2 separate regions of the Homo sapiens genome follow, and region 2 is linked to region 1. Evidence: read pairs that join two places in POLR2A ChIA-PET (ENCODE). Cell type or tissue: MCF 10A. All regions are shown on one strand. Each heading gives the region's core, and the rest is flanking DNA. Links, peaks and the distances in the headings are about the cores only. Region 1 overlaps KLF7 (KLF transcription factor 7). Region 2 has its middle 51 kb from the start of CPO.

The links. ChIA-PET counts read pairs that join two places held together with the same protein. Peaks named below come from ENCODE experiments on the same cell type or tissue, not always from the same donor. Only the 100,000 strongest peaks of a DNase experiment are listed, where the experiment ranks them.
Region 2: POLR2A ChIA-PET joins it to region 1 with 5 read pairs; 2 of 35 experiments call an interaction of 5 or more read pairs at or near these places.

Annotation. Positions count from the first base shown.
Region 1 is chr2:207,142,334-207,153,489 of GRCh38, forward strand. The region is part of intron 1 of KLF7 (KLF transcription factor 7); the gene reads right to left. Among named protein-coding and RNA genes, the nearest start is that of KLF7, 18 kb to the right of the region's middle. RefSeq lists enhancers at 1-450, 6,792-7,293. In MCF 10A, for the core only: no CTCF peak of the experiment used is centred there; a DNase peak (open chromatin) is centred at 5,848.
Region 2 is chr2:206,882,658-206,893,813 of GRCh38, forward strand. No RefSeq gene overlaps it. Among named protein-coding and RNA genes, the nearest start is that of CPO, 51 kb to the right of the region's middle. In MCF 10A, for the core only: no CTCF peak of the experiment used is centred there; no DNase peak of the experiment used is centred there.

The DNA.
Region 1 (11,156 bases), core at 3,682-8,681:
GGCCTTTCAGGGCAGGGTCTGTTATCTTGTACTTCTTTCAAATTAATTCAACAGTTATTTACTGAGCTTCCACTTTATATAGGACATTGTGCTGGAGACTTCAAGCGATTCTAGAGCTCAATATCTGCCTACAAGGTGCTCATGGTATCACAGGAAGAGAGGGATAGAAATACATGCAATTCAAGATAACACAGCACATGCGACTAAGCACTAGGCTGAATGAAGTGGTATGGCAACACAGAGAAGGAACCCACTCACTCTCCCTGCAGAGGTCAGTGAAGGCCTTGTGAAGAAGTCACATTTGAAACAGACCTTGGCAAATGAGTGAACTTTTGCCAAGTGGAGAAAGGGAACAATGACATTCTAAAAAGTGCACACAGTGTGAGCAAGGGTGTAGAGAGGTGAAAGCCCCACTGTGTGTCTGGAAAAGGATGAGCAGTCTAGGATTCTGATGAATGGGGTACACATTACGGAGGAGCAAGAAATGCATGCCCTCGGGCCTAAAAAATGTCTTCTATTTTTGGCTGACAATTACATTGGTGGTTTGCTCTGGGTTAAGCTTTGCCAACGCACTTCTAAAAGGCAGTAGCTGTTTCTCTAGATCTTCAGTGATAACTCAGGGAAAGATTAAAGAGCTCAAAAGATATTAGTGAAACCCAGTAGCCGTATTAATGTTGCCCAGTGATATTCCTGAACCTAAATGTCAAAGAAATCATTCAAGGCATTTTCTTTTTCAGACTGATACTCCCAATTTAGAAAACAACACAACAACAAAAACATAACAAATCAAAATGAGGACAAAACCCAAAAAGATGGAAATAAATACTATCAAAAAAAATCTTAGCTAAAATACAATGCCACTGGATTAAGCACAGAATTAAACTCATCTCTGATTTGCCTGGTAGCTGAAGCAAAAAGATCAACAATGAGTTAGGAAATTCTCATCATCAAATAAAAGAAACGTCAGTTCCTCAGAGATCAGTTGATCTTCACACGTAAAGTTTAAAGTAAAAGGAGGAGGAGGAGAAGAAAATGAGGAAGAGGAACAAAAGAAATGACATGAAAAAAAAAAATCCCTCCATTTACCAAAAAAAAAAAAAAGTTAAACTGTTTCTATTTAAAACCCTCAAGTATTTTGTCAGTTGAGGGAACTGAAGGTTCGGAGTCTGGGTATGTTTTTCTGCTTTGTAGCCTCTCTCTGTTGATGTTTTTCTGGCTTTCTAAGCAAAAAGGAAACCTCACCCATTCCTGTAGACATGCATTTATGACCACATTCTCCTGGCCAGTAACCCTCAGTGGCTCGTGGAGGCTCTCTCAAGGGTGGCATGTCAGGCAAATGGATTTGGCTATGGAGCTACTGCTTCTGTGGCTACTACTCAGATTCAACGCAGGCGCCTTCAGCGAGGGCTCCAGGGCAAGGCTCACTCATTAAGGACAAAATGTGCAGGCACATTTGACCTTTGGAAATCCAGCCCTGGTCTGAAGCTTCCAGATTCAAAACAAAAGCTTCAGGGCCGGAAAGAGAGTTAGAGGAGGCACACTTCCTAGCTTGGGGCCCATCCCCCACACATTCCCCCTGTGACTGAGAGGCTCACAAAACCAATAGAGCAGCATTATTAACTCTGCAATATCATAAGAGAGGGCTTCGCTCTCTGCCTTGGTGGAGAGAGAGAGGCCAGGGGAGGGGCAGGCTGGCTCCAGGGGAAAGCATGCTTCATTAGAGTCTTAACTCAAGGGAGGCAACTGCTTGTGTAAGCGCAACAGATGAACGCAATGTAGAGAGGCTCCCATAAAAACCCTGGCCCTGGTCTAGGAGTCGTCACAGCGGGGGGGAGAAAAAAAAAAAAAAGCATAGCTAGACTGAGCAAAGGCTGGGTGGCAGAGAGCTGTCATTTGGCATAGACTTCCAAAATGCCAGCAAGTGAAAAGTCATGTCAAGGGACTAACCTAAGGCAGAAGTTTTAAATGTGTCATACAAATGGGATGCTCCTTCATCTGCAGTCACAAATTTTAAAGCATCCACTGTCAATCATTTTTCACTCTGTTTTCTTGGGTTACCGACAAGTACCCAAATGAACACTTATACATTTTTTCACCAGAACGAAATAATAGCTCTACTTCATGAAAATGACACCACCAACCCTATCCTTGTGTTCCTTCTGATTTGCCTAGGACTCCCACCCAGCTGGGTCACTGTTTCCCTCTCATAGGTCATATGACCCAAGCCAACTGCCTCTATCACCAACTCCCATGATACCCAATGAACACAGGGTGGCTCAGTCTTCCCCTTTCTTTGAAGATCTGTGCTGGTCTTTCGGTCATCCTGCCACTATCCCCAAGCAGCTTCCATATCTGTCATTTCAGGGCAGCAAATCTGCTGACATTAAAAGTAAACCAACTAAGTTTTCAAACACATCTTAGTCCCCAAATCCTTCCTCCAGTCATGCAGATCAAGTAAATGTCTTATCTTTATGAAGTCGTGGTTGGCTTCAGCTTCTCCAATTCTGGCGTTTGATTCTAGATAGAAGGTTAAGTACCCCCTGTTGCACATCAGACTTGCATCAATTCAATCCATTTGCTGTTAAAGAAGCATCACACTTCCCAGAAAGGTTTTTTTCCCCTTTAGCCACATACCAAGCCAGAATCAGACAAATGCAGCCTGAAGTATTTTTAGTTATTATTCACATTTGTCAACAGGGACAGTGACAACTCACCAGTCCGTTCTGGGGCAGAACTTAAGGAATGGAACTCTCGTATCTATATTGTAAAAACGAATTGCCACCACTGATGACCATAACTACCTGCTGCTTACATGTATACAGACTTTGTTAGGAAATACTGTGCAGTAACGTATCATTAAGACCTTACTGGCAGGCTCAGTCAAAATCTCTTATTTGACATGATTTAATATGTAACATGGAAAGACCCAATAACTTTTCCTATTCTTCACTCATTTTTTTCCAATGGAAGAAATACTACAAATACACTAAGAAAGAAGTTGAGAGTTTCTTTTAATGAACCTTTAAACAATAATACATCTATTCAACACTGGCAATATACCTACTATATAAAGTATGACAACTTTTTTGCTTAGCAAGATGAAAATTACAGGTAGATACATGGATGGGAAGTTATCAAACCCAAAAAGAGACTAATCATAAATGAAATACAGGTGTCAGTTGTAAGTGTTCTCAATGTCTGTTCCATTTTAGATTCCTTTTGAGTGGTAACTGTAAACTTTCAGGAAAAGTTTTTGAGAAGAATATTTTTGGGAAGATGAGTAGAAATATTCCTTCATTATGTCAGATGTGACTGTGAATGTCACTAAGGAGTATTCTTTCCTGGCACCCTAATCTTTCCCTTATTTCCCAATCACAATTTAAACTTCTGTGCCTATTTATCTTCCAGGTCCACCTCTAGACTTTAAGTTCCACAAGAGCATGGGCAATGTCAGGTTCACCACTGCATCCTCAGCACCTAGCACAGTGTGGGGCACACAGAAGGACCCCAGGAAAGGAAGAAAGAGATAAGGAATGAGGAAAGGAAGGAGAAGGGTGGAGAAATTAAGTGAATGAACTAAAGAAAGAGAACCAAAAAATCACCAAAGAGAAATAAATTATAGCGATGAAATTGAGCATTCTCTACTTCCTTCTCAAGAGTTGCAATGGTTTATTATGAACGAGTGTGACCATTCTAATGTCTTCATCCCTTGCTGATGGGTGATGGACCCTGCTCCAGCAAGGGCCAGTCAACTGCAGGACTACAAGTAAATAACATTCTGATATAAAGTGACCAACAGGCAAGTGGACAGGTGAATACATAAAGCACAAAGCCCTCTATGCAGCCAGGGTGTTTTTGAGATTCTCCTGTTCTCATCTCTTCATACATATCACCCTTCCTTCCATTGAAGCTACCATGTATATTCCCCACATTCTCTCCATTTTCTCTTGCAGGTTACTTTGGGGGAATTCAAGACACACTAGAATTAAGCATATCTTAGATCACTCCCCTCCCCTGAGGACTCCCAGTCACTTTCTGGCCTATGCTCTTCAAGTACCAAGGCCTGGAACAATATGGATTTGCCCCCTTCCCCTGAGTCAGACCAATATAAAGCTGTCACTGCTGCTTCCCGTCTTGCTTTCTGCACCAGACCCCTTTCCCTTGCTTTATGGGATCCTCCCCTTTACCTCCTCTGGAATATTCCCTTCTCTCAGTCTTCCTTCTCCTTAGGGGACCCTTTCTGTTGTCCTGTGTTTCCCTTGGGGATCTCCACTCCCACAAGTAAGTATCTTCCAGGATATCCTGGAAGTAAGGCTTCTGGACTTCCTTTCTTCCTTTTACTTATTCCTGCTCAAGAGAGAAAGTGGTAGCATTGGAAGAAAAAACAAAAAGAAGAAAAAAAAACCAGAAAAACGGAAGAAAGAGAAAACAGTGCATGGCCCATTTGTCTCTCATCCGGCCTCTTTCCTGGAGGGCTTTACTCTGCCCTCTTCCATGGGGGAAGCAGCTTGGGGCCAGAACATGAATGCCCCACTGATGCCCAGATAGGACAGGTAGGGCACGGACATTCCTGGCAACCTGCTATTCTATGCAACATATACTTTCCCATGGTATAAGTCAGCCCATGGGCTAGAAGGGGTTGGGCACAGGGAAGTATGGGGAAGCTAAATTGAGACTGCACTTGCCAATTGGGTATAAATCCAGTTTCATTAATAATAAAGCTGATATTTGACCTCTGTCTGGTTCCTATACCTATCTTCTCAAATAGGTTAAGAGAGGGGTGAAGTGTGGCAAATTTGTTGCTCCCATTAAAAGAACAGCAATTGTACTGTAATTATAGACAGTGGTTAGTGGTCCAAATTATTGGTCCTCTTAAGATGCCTGCTGTTTTTTCAGTTAACAAATAAAATTTCAAAAAACAGAAACACAGGATAACATAAGTGGTCCACCATTCCATCACCTAAATTGCTCTTAAAAAAATTAAAAGCAATGATCATATATGAAGGTCAAAAACATTGAAACAGAACAGAAAAGGTATAAAAAGTAAAAATCTGACTTTCTTTGCCCCCAGCACTCTCCCCTCCTTCTCCCTCAATTTGTCAAGTGCTTATATATCCTTTTATTTGAAGTGTTATGCATATCAGCATACATAATAGACACTTTTATTCCTTCTTTTTTTCCCTCATTTACAGAAGATAATTGGCTTTTCATTTTAACAGCTGAAAGGCCCCAGGTGCAGAGTGGCTGGGGCGGAGGAGTCTGAAGGCTTCTATCCCCCACTCCACCCTCTGCCATGGCTCCCCTGGCCCCATAAAGGTTTCACCCCTATTTTCTAGGTGTTCTTACGACCACACCCACCCAATTCCCTCTGAGAAAGTGGCTCAAAATAAAATACGTCTTAGGATAGCTACATGAGATGGCGCCATTGGGAGAAGCTGGCGAAGCTCCTGTGTAACACGATATGCCGGATACTAACACCAGCCCCTCGCCTCGGTGGCTTCGATGGGTTCTGCTGGCCAAAGTTGTAACATCAGCCAGTTCTTGAAATGTTTTAGGAAGCGTTTGATTTTCTTTAAAAGACAAAACCATGTTTTCCAATAAAGCTAACTGCAGTGAACTTGGAATGTTACCACTTGATCTGAAGCATTTTTTTTTTAATAGTTAAGCTTCTACCCGCTTTTTAAAAATCAAAACTAAACCTTAAAAGTACATAAATATTTAATTTCACAGAGAAAGGTATGGCTCTCCAGATGGGGAGTCTGTCCAATTCATGATCTCAAGCATTTTATGGCAACACTTCCCTGTAAATCAAATTGGTGGCAAAAATCCAGCTGCATACTCAAGTGTTTTGTCACATTCCTGATCCCAGAATTTAATTTCTCATGTGGAAGTTTGAGCCAAAGGTATGTCCCAACAAATCCCTACAGAGGTTGGTTGAGAGGCTGACATTCCTGTCCCTCTTCACCTTCACTTACTCATGGAAGTCTGGGGCCAGGGCAAATGGAAGCTGTGAGCTTCAGGGACCCGCTCGACTTGACCTAGGGTCTACCCAGTCAGGCACAGCAAGAGAGGCTCCTCCCAAGCCACCATGCGGTACTGCTTCCCATGGTCATTCTACATGCAAGCTTTTGCTTTGAATGGATGTATAAAGACAAAGCTACTCAACCCAAAAAGATAGTAATGAGCAAAAATCCTGGTAGCCTAGTGATCAGATCCAGCCCACAATGGTTTTTTGACATATATACTACTTTCATTTTGCCCATATTTTTTTAAAATCAGGGGACTTCAAATAAAAATTCAGATTTCTAGCTTCTCTTGAAAAACCAAAAGATCTGGCGACAGGTTCTGCAACTCTCTTGAGCAGTATTTGGCTGGAGATGAATGGCAACTGCCCCTTCAGATAGGGTCTATACTTTCTATGTCACCACAGTTCCCACCACTCTCTAGTGCCTTATACTGTGCCTTCCTCACTCACTGACATTACCAGGCTGACTCCCCGGGGCCATCTTTATGACTCCTGCTCTCTGACTTTTCCTTTGCCAACATCTGCTTTGGGGGCAGGGATCTCCTATCACCCCTCCACCCTCACCTGATTCCCCATTCTCTAAATTCTTGGTGCCCTTAATATATGATATACCCAGTCATTACCTGTGTCATCTACTGTCCTTCCTTTTGTTCAAGACAACAAAAACAAAGGAATGTCTCCTTACAGCCAACTCTGTGTTCCACCTAAAGGATGCAGTTTCCATCAGCTCTTAGGGACTGATAAATCTGTCTTTTCCCCAGTCCCACCCAGTCATGTTGATTTCATAGTCAATAATAAGAAACTGGTGTGTTTTCTTTTTGGAGATGATCTTCAATAATTTTCTGAGGAGAAAAAATTAAAAATCTGTTAAAAGCAACACCCCCACTCAGCGCTGTCACTCTCTCTCCAGGAGGCTCTGCCTTTGTCTTCTAGACTAGCCATACATTTTTCTAGCACTTATCACTGCTGAGGTTCAGCAGGGGTGCCAGACTAACATAGAGAAAGGGGCCTCCTGGGCCCATATCCCAGGCTTGCCCATATCTGCTCTACTGGCAGCACTGTTAGTAGTCCAAGAAATCTCTGATGATCCATCCCGGCTGACTCCTGTGCTCACACTCTGCTCAGCGGTGGTGCTGTCCACTGTTGATAAGGCACTCCTGCCACAGTTTTGGCAACAGGAAGACATCGGGAGAGCCTCTCACAGACAGAGCTGCAGATATGCCTTCATTTCAACCAGTACTCTAGGTAAGGCAGTATGAGAGTGCAGCTTTGTACCTGACACCTGGGCTCCCCAATCCTTGTCAGTATGGCACCTGTCTTAAGCAGGATGTAAATCTCAACATATTCATTTGAAGAGTTCACAGGGGCTTGGCCAACACAGTCAATGTGGTCCTCGGGTCTGAGTTCAACCTTCCTTCCAAGCTGCAGTAACCTTCTACCAACTTTATCCTGGGCTAGGACAAGAGTCTGCATCTCCAAGAGCAACATACTGCTCTGTCATTCTGACCCCAGTGTGCCATAAACTAGGAGGCTTCCATGGACGTAGACATATAGGTAAGTCCAGGACTTCCTATCCAGGTAAGTCCCCGTCTTCTTATTATCTAACAACATGTGACAGTGTATTGTTAATGAGTCACTGTAGCCACACAGATGTCTACTTTCAGAAGCAAATAGTCCCCAGAATTCTCAGTTTTACCCAAAACCCAGACTTCCTTCATCCCTGAATACCACTACCACCCTCCCCCACAACCACACACACATACAGACATATACAAATGCACATGATTGTTTCATGAATGTGGTAAAATACAATTGTTAAGAATGTATTTTAAAAACTAAAGAGAAGCATATTATATCTATCCAATAGTTATACAATACTGTATTCCACAGACTAAGTTTACTTTGCAAAATTTAGCTTAAAGCAAACACACATGAATACACACGAAATAAATTACAAAGTTTTACGTCCCCATTTAGACAACCAGTAGGAAATTTTTCAAAGTACCACAATTAAGGTTCAAGTAACAGCCCCACTGGAACAAATAAAAAGTCACTAAGTTCCTGCTCGGAAAACTGAATAGAAATCATAAAGAGGAAGAAAGCCAACAAGAAGCGATAGTTTAAGGCTTGAAACAAAAGCCTCCCCCACTGCAGAATAGAAAACAATTACACCGTACAGCATGTAACAGTTTACAAAGCACTCTCACATCCATATAGCATTTGATTAGAGCAATCCTACTATCATAAGCCCTGCACTTCATATGGGAAATATAATTTAATAATTTGCTTTGTTTTATACTGATAAAGTCAGGACTAAATTCCAGGTTTTCTGATGCCAAATCCCTTGAATTTTCCACGACACCGGTATTTTTCAAACTTCAATTTCATTTCACCTTCACGGATTTTTACCAAATCAGCATTCCATCTGTACAATCATTCCCCTATTGTTTTCATTTTTACTTGCCTCACTAAGGCATTATATATTAAGGCTGCATGTGTTTTAAATTCTTTTCCTGCAAATGTTCATTAATAGAAGATAATCATAAAATTAAAAACAACAAAATCAAAACAATATTACAAACTTTCAACTGGAGGTTTGCCTGTCAAAAGCTCTGAGTGTAAGACCTGTTCTCTTTATTAAAAAAAAAAAAAAAAAAAGGAAGAAAGGAAGGGAGGGAGGGAGGGTGAAAAGGAGGGGTGAGGAGAGTTTACCAAGCCTTAGAGAGGCGTTAAAGACATGGCACCTCAAAGCTGACTGTCTCCTTGAGTTAAAAGGACTGAAAGAAAACAGCAATGGGAATAAAACTGCCTCCCGAGGTAATTCTGTGTTATCAACACTGCGCTTATGAAGCCCTGTGGAACTCAGCCCACCCTTCGAGAAGCAGTTCCCTCAGCCATGTTGCACCATGCCTTGTGTTAACATGTGAATATGTTTAAAATATTGCAAGGAGGCTCACAATTCTTGAGGGTCCAATACTGGCTTGGGCTTAAATAATGATCTCTGAAGCTCAGGCCAGTTATCCGCAAATTGAGGAGGGCAGGGGGGAGGGATCGGAAAGAGATGTCTAATACTCCTCAAGTTCTGGTATTTGTGAAGTCCTAGTCTCTATAAATATGGGGCATAAAAAAGAGCTCCTGGGTGCAAAAGCTGGAGGAAAAAGGCAGGCGCATCTTGGGTAGGAGGACAACTGGTTTGCATTCTGGTTCTCTTTTGCAGGGAAAACTGTGCAAGGACATTCTATGACCACATAATGTCTGCCTTTCCCTTTCTTTTTCTCTCTCTTCCTTTTTAGAAATATTTTTCAGAAATATTTTAATAGTAGCTAATTCACACAGTCAAATAGTCATTGGTTTTGAAAAATTTTACACACACACACACACACACACACACACAAAATAGTAATAATCTTGGGCCTTTATTTGGCACTCAAAATTTTTTAAAAAGAAAAAAAAGTAATCGGAGATTGGAAAAATGGAGGAACACCCAGCAGCAAGTAATTTTTTTAAATGGCTTTTTTTAATCAGGAAAAGAATGACCCTAAAAATCACCATCTGGTCAACCTAAATGATATCCTTAGTAATGTAAGAAAGCCAATATAAAAGAAAACACTTTTTAAAAACACCCCTAATGTAGAATAGCATCCTAAAAGCATTAGAAAAGGAAGGCCAAGTGCCTTGCTGGCAGTATTTGAGTGCCAAGGGTAGGAAGAAAACACATTACTTGATTCTCAGGAAAGTACTTTATTATAATACCCTGGACTTTTTCACACAAAAAGCATCACTTCCTCAGTGAAACAAGTCATATAAAATCCACTTCCACAAAAAAATAAGCAGTTACAGCGGTTAATGGAATTCTCTACAACATGCTTCTATGTCAGACTAAGAAAACTAAGAACTGGTTACATGTTTTTCTTACACACACACACACACACACACACACACACACACACACGGAGTTTTTACTACAACTGACCAGCTGGGTCTCTGGGAGTGGCAAAAGAAACTGTGACAATAGCAGGCTTTTTTGTTAATGAGGGATGTCTGATGGGAAAAAAAAATTGTTTGGTATTGTCTCATTTTACTCCCACTTAGACCAAGAGGCTGCATGCTCAGGAAAATCAGTCAGTTTCCAAATTGGAAAATGTTACAAATACCAATAAGGAATGAACATGCTCTAGAGCAACTGCTAAGCCCAGGCAGGGGGAGGGGTGAACCAGATGGTCTTTTCCATCCCAGATTTCGATGATCTACAACAGAACCTGAATGACTAGGAAAAAGTGAGATGCGATTTGGAAATTGCTTTATAAAATAGAATCCCAAACAAAGACACTCAACAAGGCAGAGAAATCTAAAAGGAAATGAAAATGGTTCTGGGTGAGAGCAGAAAGCAAGCCAGTTTGAGACTGTGATTGATAAATAAAGCTTGTCCCCAAATCAGAACATTTTGGAGCGGAAGGTGCCTTAGAGAGATGCTAGTCACAAGCCCAAATGCATGCTCACTGGGCCAGAGATCAGAAATTAAGCGAGGTGGAAATAGTGGGGACAGGGTTAATTGAAGAGTGCACGATCTGTCTAAAAGCATTCAAATTAAAGGGAATTGAAATATGCATGCCGGCCAAATAAAACACATCTTCAAGCCAGTTCAGTCTAGGAGCTTACTGTTTGTATGTCTGATAATCTCACTGTTCCTAAATCTACCTACACTGTTCACATGAGGAAACTGAGGACTAGAGAAGTCACATCATTTGATGATAACCACAGAGCAGCGAGTGTATACAGCAAAGCCAAAGTGCTAGGATTATGTTACACACCGAGATGATGTTAAACAACAGCAAAAATAAAAATGACATTAACCCAAAGTCCTCCGCACACCTTTGGTTCAGGTATACTCAGTTCACATGGTTTATTCTTTTAAGAACAAATTAAATTATCATCTAGTTAAACACAAAGCTAGTGAGAACTGGGGGAAGAAATAGAGGGAGGTCGTACTAAAAAAGAAAAAACAACAACAATGAAAGGTTCAGAGTCAGACATTTTGTTTCTCAAAAACAATAGTTAAATTTATAGTTAAATTTACTGCCCTGAGTCAGACATGGCAAACAGAGCTGATTTTACAGAGAGGTAAAGTGAG
Region 2 (11,156 bases), core at 3,277-8,276, 260 kb before region 1:
CTACTGTTTGATCAACGGGTCTTTTCCCTCTTGACTTTCACACCCTAACTTTTCTTGGGCAGTCCAGGCTCAGGCAAGCACCAGCATTATTTCCATTGCCTCTACTCCACTGTTCATTCTGGTGTCTTGTCCAGGCAGCCACAGTGGGCACAGTTAAAAGCAGCACCCTGCCAGCCTGCAGCCATATCCTTCTTGTGACTAGAGTCACTGGCAAGACATCCTTGTAGGGTGGGAGGGAGATCTTCTCTCTCTTACTTCTTGTTCTTCTTGGCCAACGAAATAGAAATTCCAACCTGTCTGAAGTGAGAGGAAAAAGTGCTTTTCCTTTTTCTGACCACTTTCCACAAAAGAAGAGTGGCATTTATCTGTTTGGTGTGATGGTGAGGATCAGGCATTCAGTGGTCTGCTGTTGGGTCAGGGGGTCAATGCTTAAAAGGCTGCATGTACTTGTGGCATCATTCACTTTGTCTCTGCACTCAAAAGGAAGGAGGAAGCCCCAGGTCCTCTATGCAGCAAGTGGAGTGAGAATCGGCTCTGCATGTCCGATGTCCTTGTGTGTGTGTGGCGGAGGCAAATGAAGAAAAAGCATTAGGATGCCTATATTGGCCTCAAGTCCAAGGTTCTTCAATATGGTTTTGGTAGCACTATACAGATTTTTTTAAAACCCCTGTATCTATTAGCTAGTTTGGGGCTCAGAGAAAAGAGGGGGAGTGATTACCATCTCAAACTCCAATAAGACCATGCTATTTCCTTTTATTTCCTGATTATTAAAATTAAATATATATAAAACAACAATTATCTATATTTTCATAACTCATTTTTTTCTCCTTAGGTATTCTCACATCAATCCTAAGAGATAGAAGAGTTAAAAGCCATATCATGCTTAACGCGATTCTAGTGGCAATTCTGTGAGAGGAATGGGGCTCACAGAGTTAGCTACATGCTATAGAGGGGAAAACAGGCACAGGGAGGCAAGATGACTTGCCCAAGGTGAGACCACATCTCTAGATAGCGGAGGAGCCGCCACAATGACCCTATCTCATTCCCGATAGAGGAGGCCAGCCCGTCTCTCTTGCTTTGTGTTAGGTGCTACCGAACATAGTGGATTCTCAGTCAGTATTACTGTTTCAATACACACTGAAAGATTTTTATTTAGTGAATTGAGTTGTAATTCTACAACTCAAGAAGAGAAGAATTATGAAGAGGCACGGTACGGCTGTTGAAGAAAATTGAGCTCTTTCATCACTGCTCAAATACAGTCCTACTCTATTCTTTAAGCTATTCTTTCCCTGGTCCTTCTATTTTCTCTCCCAGCATCCCATGCATCCCCTCCTGCCTGCCATGGACTCTCCCTTAGTTTGTGTCTATCTGGCTTACTTAAACATCTTATTAGCTAACCTTGTGCCTTGAGAAAATCATTTTATGTTTTGCAACTTTGAGTTTCTCAAATTTAAAATTAAACCATTAAATGAAACCTCTAAGATTCCCTTTAGGCTGGACATGGTGGCTGATGTTTGCAATCCCAGCACTTTGGGAGGCCGAGGCAGGCGGATCACTTGAGGTCAGGAGTTCGAGACCAGCCTGGCCAACGTGGTGAAACCCCGTCTCAACTAAAGATTGGAAAAAATTAGCTGGGCGTGGTAGCGCATGCCTGTATCCCAGCTACTCTTGGGAGGCTAAGGCACGAGAATCCCTAGAACCTGGGAGGCAGAGGTTGCAGTGAGCTGAGATTGTGCCACTGCACTCCAGCCTGGGCAACAGAGTGAGAGACTCTGTCTTCAAATAATAATAATAATGATAATAATAAGATTCCCTTTAGCTCAAACCATGAGCAGAGTGGGGAGACTTGTTTGGGTGGGAGCTGGGGTCCAGATGCTTTGGCTAGTGAATGTGGTCATCTCCCCTCCATTACCAATGGCTTCTACAGATTTAATATTTAATTAATATTAAATTCCCTCTTTTGAAATAAACAGTTAGATTGTTGCCTCCTAACTGGACTCTGACTAATACAAGGAGAAATTTTGTTTTATAGATTACTTTTACCTAATAAGGTTCTGCTTCATCTTTGGGGAAGATACTCACTGCCAGAAAGAAGAGGAAATATAGGAGGAAGGTGCAGTCCATGATTGGAGCCAGGCTGGCAGAGGTCAGCTGGGTTTTTATTACAGTTTTCTGGAAATACAGATTAGCTTGCATTAGAAAAGCGAAAGACCTTTTAGATGTTCAAGTAGACTGGAAAGTAGTGTGGGTTAGAGAACAGAAGGGTAACAATCTTCCCTCCAACCTAAGAAAATAGCTTTCAATTTCTCCTTGGAGACCTCAAAATTATAAGGTAAGCATATTTTTTGAAAAGTGGGTTCATTATGGTCATCAGGTTCTAAACATCTGTCTGTGCCTACAGTAGCTACATTCCACATGGGTTGAGGCATGGCCTGCTCTCACTCCAGAACTTCATATGTGTTATTGCCTCTGCCGCAAATAATATTCCCACTTTCAACCTTAAACTCCTTCCTCCTGCCTCATTCCTACTTGTCTTCCCTCACAGCCCTCCCTCAACTAGGTTAGGTGCCCCAACTATGTCCTGCTATAGAGGCATATTCTTGTTTTTTATTGCACTCATTACAGAATAATGAAATGACTTCTTTCCACATCTGTCTCCATAAGTAAAATGTAAACTCTGAGGGGGTTACATGTGTGTTTTATTCCACTGTACCTGGCACAGTGACTGGCACATAGGCATTCGACTACAAATATTTAATATAGGTACCAATAAGGTGCTATGTTTTATGGGGTGGTAGTGGTGAGAGTTAATCCCTTGTAGATTTTCAACTTGTCTGTTATATTTTGCATCCTGTCTGTCTAGACCAGTGCTCCCAGGTGATTTTGATAGCATTTGCTAAGGGACCACATTTTGAGATGCAAAGCTAGATGTTTGGAACATGCACAGAAAATGGAGCACCAGGGCTGAGGTAGGATAGAAGTGAAATGAAGCTTAAGTGTTCCCATGTTTGATGCTGCCTGCTTTTCTCCCCACCCTTTCGATCTTGGGCTTTCTATCCTCCCCCAACCAAAGTCTATTTCTTGGAAAGCATTCACATTCCTGGGTTAAATGGCAGAAAAGAGTAAATGACCGTGTTACTTGTTCAAGATGGTTTGTATTTTTCACAAGGAACAAAGCCCTACTGGTTTTGAACCAAAGGAATGGACTTCAAATTGTGTAATGTCAAGTTTAAGAAGCCAGTAGGAAATCAGGAGACCACACTTGTAGGTGACTGAAGACTCGACCCACATAGGAAGCTCAGTAGAGGGACAGTGTCCATCACAGGGTGGGTGCACAGGCATGCATGTTGAATCAACAGAGTCACACCGGTCTAGCATATCCCTCAGTGAGAAGGAAGTACATAAGTTGTATGTGCACAGAAAGTCTGTGCCATCATGAGCCTTCTGGAATTGTCCATGGGACTTATTGGAGAAACTTAAAAGAATACATCCTACCTAGTGTTTCCTCACTCACCGTGGGAAAAAAAACCCTGAAAATAAAATACTGTTAAAATGAATACTATTCTGGCTGAAAGTCTGCACCCTTGATAAGTGATTTGCTCTGTTAGACAGGCAGGAATTAGCATAGAGAACTTTGGAAAAGCCACCAACTATCAGTGGCTTGGTATTACAAACATGGAGAAGAATGAATTTCTGTGCTCAATTCCTTGCATTCTCCCACCATTAAGAAAGATGCTATCATTTCAAAATGAAGATATGTACAGTCTTGGACTTTTGGGGAACTTCTCTTGGAAGTTATTGGTGCTTCCGAAAATGGGTAGTCTGTAACACTTTGTAGGGAAGATCTATACTGGGGAGGGCTGGAGCTGTCATAATCTTTGTAGAGAACTGGAAGGCTGCCATGCTGTGTTCCTGAGCATTCATTACTTCAGTGAGGACACCTTCATTCCTTATGGTTAGCCTGATGAGCCACCGAGCAATGCTGATGGATTGGTAAGGCTCACACCCTGACTCCAATGCTCCATCAAGGTTAGATATGCTCGACTTTGCTGCCTTTTCAGTAGTTTTGTGTTTACTTCCCTCTTTTCCTATATTTTATACATGCCTCCACGTGACACTTATTGATATCACTGTTGCTGAGTTTGGGCATACTTCCAGAGAAGCTCAGATTTGCTCTTACTTTTCCATCCAATAAATTCATCTGTTAAGCATTGGGAGAAGAATTCTGGAAACTCCATCACTAGTTGGCAACTATCACATTTCTTAAGAGAAGAAAAATCTTTAATCTAGTTGAAACCATATTTCTTGTGCTGGAATGGATTTAAGACAAAAATTATATTGCACATTTGGGCACGGACCTTGATTTTTCAACATGCATCTTTCATGTGTTAGGAACTGATGCTGCACATTTTCTCCCCCGGGGATTTTCCTTTTCTTAAGGCATTAAATTGCTTGCTCAGATGTATAAAGGATGTACCACCTTGAATGGATGTGCTAATTAGCAATGGTAAAATTTATGTATGCAACATTGATAAGGAAGGAGAGATTAAAATCCTATTTCATTTATGTATTATATGTTTACAAAAAAGAAAAACATAAGGGAAAGCGACCTCTTTTGTCTAGCTGAGAATTTAGAAATGAAAGGCATGCATGCATTTTTCAGAAGGAGGTGAGCAAAATGTTTTATGGCTTTCTAGCAGATATTCCACACCAATAGTTCCGAAGCCCTGCCATCCATGAGCCCCTGAAAAAAATTCCATGGTTAGCCTTTGTCCTTGTGTAATGACTGTTTGCATTCCTCTATCCAACTATAGCCCAGTTCATCTTATAGATTACCACCACCAAAGGGCTCTTTAAGCCTGGGCAACTCTATTACCGTTTACCCTTGTGACATTTCTATTCTCTAACTCAGAGGTTCTCAAAGTGTGGTTCCCACACCAGCAGCACCTGCATCACTGGAAACTGGTTAGATATGAACATTCTTAGGTGAAACTCAAGACCTACTGAATAATAAAGTTTGGGGTGATGCCCAGCAGTCCATGTTTTAAAAGACACTAGCTGATTCTGATGTATGCCCTAACTGAAAAGGTGTTGCCTCCTAATTTGAAAAGGAGGATCAAAAGACTGCCCTTTGCCCTAGTCCAAAGTAGTAAACAACTAACCACAGAACAAGTAGTAACCCCATCCTAATTGATTGTTGATAGTGTCATGCTCTTGAAGGTCAGCCAATCAACTACAGTATCACTCCAGGAACTGCTTCTGAAAGTCAGCTCATCCTTAAACCACACAGCTGAAAGTCAGCCAATCCCTAAACACTCTTGCTTCAGAAAATCTGCCAACCCCTGAGCTCCCTGTTCCTAAAACCCTTTAAGATAGCAAGTCTTGGTCTGTTCAGAGAGACAGATTTATAAGAGTAGCTCTCCATTACTTAGGAAGCAATAAATTTAGCCTCTTCGTTTCACATACAGATATATGGGATGTTAAAAATTTCATCCTCCAAAAAATGATCATTGTAGATTTAGAAGTCAAAATTTGTATTAGAGAGGTTTTACCAGCATTGTTGAAATGTTGGTGATGGGGATGTTTGAGGAACATGATATGCTTGTCAAAGACAAGAACCAACTATGAATTAGAGATAATATTTTATAGTAAAAATGATAAAATAAAAAACATGAAATAAAATATAATTATCCATTACTAAACATGTATAGTTATTATAAAGTAAACAATGAACAATTACTTTATGAAAGTTTTGATATAGTAATATCAGGAGAATAGGGAAGGAAGAAATGGGGTGATGTTGGTGCTAAATCATAATTTTCTATAACAGGAAGCCCCAACCTGGGCAACACAGTGAGACCCCATCTCTACAAAACAATTACAAATTAAAAAACAATTAGCTGGACATGGTGGCATGCACCTGTAGTCCCAGGCACTCAGGAGGCTGAGATGGGAGGACCCCTTGAGCCTGAGTGATTGAGGCTACAGTGAGCCATGATTGTGCCACTGCACTTCAGCATGGGTGACAGGGATTTTGTCTTAAAAACATAAAAAATAAAAATAAATGATGTCAAAATGGACATTAATTAAATTTTAATGCAACTCAAGAAATATTTGTTGAGCATATACCTTGGATTGTTAGATGCTAGAGATATGAAGATGAAACTGTCAGAGTAGACAGGCTGTAAGTAATTTCAACACAATCCAAAGAAGAAATGAATTGATTCTGATAGTGGTGTTGGTGGTGAGAAAAAAATTGCAAAGAGGGAGTCCTGGAAAGTATGCCTTCTAAGTATGAGTAGATATTCTTAGGCAGACTGAAAAGAGAAGTGCCTTCCAGGGTGAGGGAATAACATGGGTGAAGGCAAAAGGTCCTGAAAGTGAGAATGGAGTTAGGGAAATAGTGAGTAATTTGGGGAACTGGTTAGAAGTAAGACTGGAAAAATAGTCTGGTGATGGGATTTAAAAGGTCTTGAATGCCATGATCAGAAGTTTAGATTTATCACAAAGGCATTATTTTCATTTTTCCTAAGGAAGTAATATTAGCTTTTGCTATTTTTTTAAACTTTTAGGTTCAGGAGTACATGTGCAGGTTTGTTAGATAGGTAAATTGCCTGTCATGGGGATTAAGTATACAGATTATTTTGTCATCCAGGAAATAAGCATAGTACATGATAGGTAGTTTGTTGTTGTTGTTGTTGTTGTTGTTGTTGTTTGAGATAGGGTCTCATTCTGTCACCCAGGCTGGAGTGCAGTGGCATGATCTCAGCTCACTGCAATCTCTGCCTCACAGGCTTAAGCCAACCTCCCACCTCAGACTCCCAAGTAGCTGGGACTGCAGGTGCATGCCATCACACCCAGCTAATTTTTGTATTTTTAGTAGAGACAAGGTTTCACCATGTTGACCAAGCTTGTCTCGAACTCCTGACCGCAAGACATCCACCCGCCTCAGCCTCCCAAAGTGCCAAGATTACAGGTTTGAGCCACCATGCCTGGCCCTGATAGGTAGTTTTTCGATACTAACTTTCCTCCTTCCCTCCACTCTCAAGAAGGCCGCAGTGTCTGTCCTTTGGGTCCATGTGTACTCAATGTTTAGCTTCCACTTGTGAGTGAGAACATGTGGTATTTGATTTTCTGTTCCTGCGTTAGTTCACTTGGGTAATAGGCTCCAGCTCCATCCATGTTGTTGCAAAGGACGTGACTTTGTTCTTTTTTATGGTTTTGTAGTATTCCATGGTGTATATATACCACATTTTCTTTATCCAGTTTACCATAATGGGCAGTTAGGTTAATTCCATGTATTTGCTATTGTGAATAGTGTTGCTATACATGTGTGCTATACATGTGTATGTGTCTTTATGGTAGAACAATTTTTATTCCTTTGGGTATGCACCCAATAATAGGATTCCTAGGTCAAATGATAATTCTGCTTTGAGTTCTTGGAGAAATTGCCAATCTTCTTTCCACAATGGTCGATGTATTAGTCTGTTCTCACACTGCTATAAAGAACTGCCTGAGACTGGGTAATTTATAAAGAAAAGAGATTTAATTGACTCACAGTTCCACATGGCTGGGGAGGCCTCAGGAAACTTACAATCATGGCAGAAGGGAAGCAGGCACGTTTTACCTGGCAGCAGGCAAGAGACAGCATGAGTGTGAAGGAGGAACTATCAAACACACAAAAGCATCAGATCTCATGAGAACTGACTCACTATCACAAGAACAGCATGGGAGAAGCCATCCCCATGACACAATCACCTCCCACCAAGTCCCTCCCTGGACACATGGGGATTACAATTTAAGATGAGATTTGGGCGGGGACACCAAGCCAAACCATATCAGTTGACTAATGTTAGTTTTAATCTTTTGGTATAATCCTAAACTGGAACAGACTAACCTCTACTGTTCTCAATAGGGATGTCCTATGGCCTGAACTGTGTTGCCCCTAACATTCGTATATTGAAGCCCTAACCCTCAATGTGACAATATTTTAGAACAAGGTTAAATGTGGTCAAAAGGCTGGGGCCCTAATCTGACAGGATTAATGTCTTTACAAGAAGAGACACTAGAGATCTATCTCTCTCTCTACCACGTGAAAATATAGTGAGAAGGATGCCATTAGCAAGCCAGGAAAAGAGTCCTCACCTGAAACTGAATTGTGCCAGAACCTTGACCTTGGACTTTAAGGCTCCAGAACTGTGAGAAAATAAATTACCATTTTTTATGCCACCCAGTCTATGGTATTTTGTTATGGCTATCCTGATGGATTAAGGCAGAGTGCTACTGGCATTTGGTTGGTACAGTCCTTCATTATTCAGGACTATCCCATACATTATAGGATATGTAGTGTCTCTGGTCTCCAACTATAAAATTCTAGTAGTGCTACTCTGTCACTATGACAACAAAAAAAATGCTCCTACACATCTTCCAATGCTTCTTTGGGGGCAACAGTACTTACTGCTTCTGGCAGAAAACCACAAAAGGAAGCCTGTGAGAAGACTAATACAATTAAAATAAGATTTATTATGTTCCTTCCTGATCTCCTAGCGACCATAGGAAGGACTTTTACTTATTAAGAGTAAGGCATATGGTATAACAGCAAAATACAATGACAACAATAACCTTGATGTTCCTAAGAATCTCTGGTGTTGGAATAGAGTCTTTTATTTTGAGAAAGCAAAGGGAATACCTTGTCTTAGTACCAAATGACTAACATATTCATGTATCACAGTGAAAAAAAAAAACCCAGAAAACAAAAACAAGCTCTTTGCATCCTGAGATAAAAACAAAACAAAGGGAAAACAATAAAAGGACACTCTTTAACACTAGTCTTCAAAATAAATAAAACCTTGAATCCTTTCTACTAAGTTGCTAACTCTTTAGGAAAAAGTAATTCCTGATTTTTACAATACTAAATTTGGCAGATGTGTGATGACCTTGAAGATACAACCGTGTGAGGAAATTGCTATCTATCTCATCTTAAAAAATGATAAATTTAACCTTGGTAACCTTGTGGGGTTTCTTTCCCCCTGTATCTGTTCGAAACCCTTTCTAAAACCCTGCAAGTAAAAATACTTGAGAACAATCCAACTGCAACAGAAATTTCATCATGCTCCATTATTAACTATTAGAGGCAATTATTTTCTGATTTATATCACCACAGATCTATTTTATTCTTCTCAAATTTCATTTACATGGAATCAAACACCATGATTATTTTGTGTGTGGCTTTTCTTGTTTGACATGTTTTGGGGACCTTTTTATTTTGTTCATTTTTTTTAATTGCTGAGGACTATTCCAATGAATGGATATAACACAATTTGTTTATATGTTCTTCTGTTGACAGATACGTGGATTGTCTCCAGTTTTTGGCTAATATGATCAAAGCTTCTAGGAACATCATTGCACATGTTTTTTTTTTTTTGGATATATACTTTCATTTCTTACCTAGGACTGGAATTATTGAGACATAGGGTAGATGTATGTTTAATTTTATAAGAGACCGGAAACAGTTTTTTTGAAGTTTTTATAGAATTTTACATTCCATCAACAATATATGAGGGGTCCAGGTGTTCCATATCCTTGCCTTATATTATCAAACTTTTAAAATTTTACACATTCTAAGTAATTGCAAAACCATGTTACTTTGTGCCTTTAATTTGCATTTCCATGACAATCATGTTAAGCACCTTTTTTGTGTTCTTATTGGCTTTACATAAATTTATTTTTGTTTAAGTCTTTTGTTCATTTGTAATCGGGTCATTGGTCTTTATCTTGTTTATTTGTAAAGAGTATTTTGTATTTGTGAATATGAGTTCTTTTTTCACATATATTGTGCCTCATAAGATTTTTTCTTTTTCCCAGTTTGTGACTTGTCTTTCTTTTTTTTTTTAATAATTAAAAAATTAATGGGTACACAGTAGGTGTATACATTTATGGGGTACATGAAATGTTTTGATACAGGCTTGCAGTACTTAAAAGTCACATCAGGGTAAATGAGGTATCCATCACCTCAAGCACTGATCATTTCTTGTGTTACAAACATTCTAATTATACTCTTTTAGTTGTTTTAAAATGTATGATATTGTTGACTGTAGTCACCCTGTTGTGCTATCAAATACTAGATCTTATTTATTCTGGCTGACTATATTTTTATACTTCTTAACCATCTCCATCCTCCCTATACCCCACTACCCTTCCCAGCCTCTGGTAACCATCATTCTATTCTCTATCTCCATGAGTTCAATTGTTTTAATTTTTAGATACTACAAATGAGTGAGAACATGTGATATTTGTCTTTCTGTGCCTGGTTTATTTCATTTAACACAATGTCCTCCAGTTCCATCCATGTTGTTGCAAATGACAGGATCTCATTCTTTTATATGGCTGAATAGTTCTCCATTGTGTATATGTACCACATTTTCTTTATCTGTTCATCTGTTGATGGACACCTAAGTTACTTCCAAATCTTGGCTATTGGGAATAGTGCTGCAATAAACATGGGAGTGCAGATGTCTTTTTTGATTTCACTTCTTTTGGATAAATATCCAATAGTGGAATTGCTGGATCACATGTTAGTTCTATCTTTGGTTTTTTGAGGAACTTTCATACTGTTCTCCATAGTGGCTATACTAATTTTCATTCTCACCAACTGTATATGAGGGTTCCTTTTTCTCCACATCATCACCAGCATTTGTCATTGCTTGTCTTTGGATAAAAGCCACTTTAATTGGGGTGAGATGATATCTCATTGTAGTTTTGATTTGCATTTCTCTGATGATCAGTGATGTTGAGGACCTTTTCATATACACTTTTGCCATTTGCATGTCTTTTGAGAAGTATCTATTCAGATCTTTTGCCCATTTTTAAATTGGATTATTAGATTTTTTTCCTATAGAGTTGAGCTTCTTATATATTTTGGTTATTAATCCCTTGCCAGATGGATAGTTTGAAAATATTTTCTCCCATTCTGTGGGTTGTCTCTTCACTTTGCCGATTGCTTCCATTACTGTGAAGAAACTATTTAATTTGATGTGATCTCATTTGTCCATTTTTGCTTTGGTTGCCTGTGCTTTAGGGGTATTACTCAAAAAGCCTTTGCCCAAACCAATGTCCTAGAGAGTTTCTCCAATATTTTCTTTTACTAGTTTCATTGT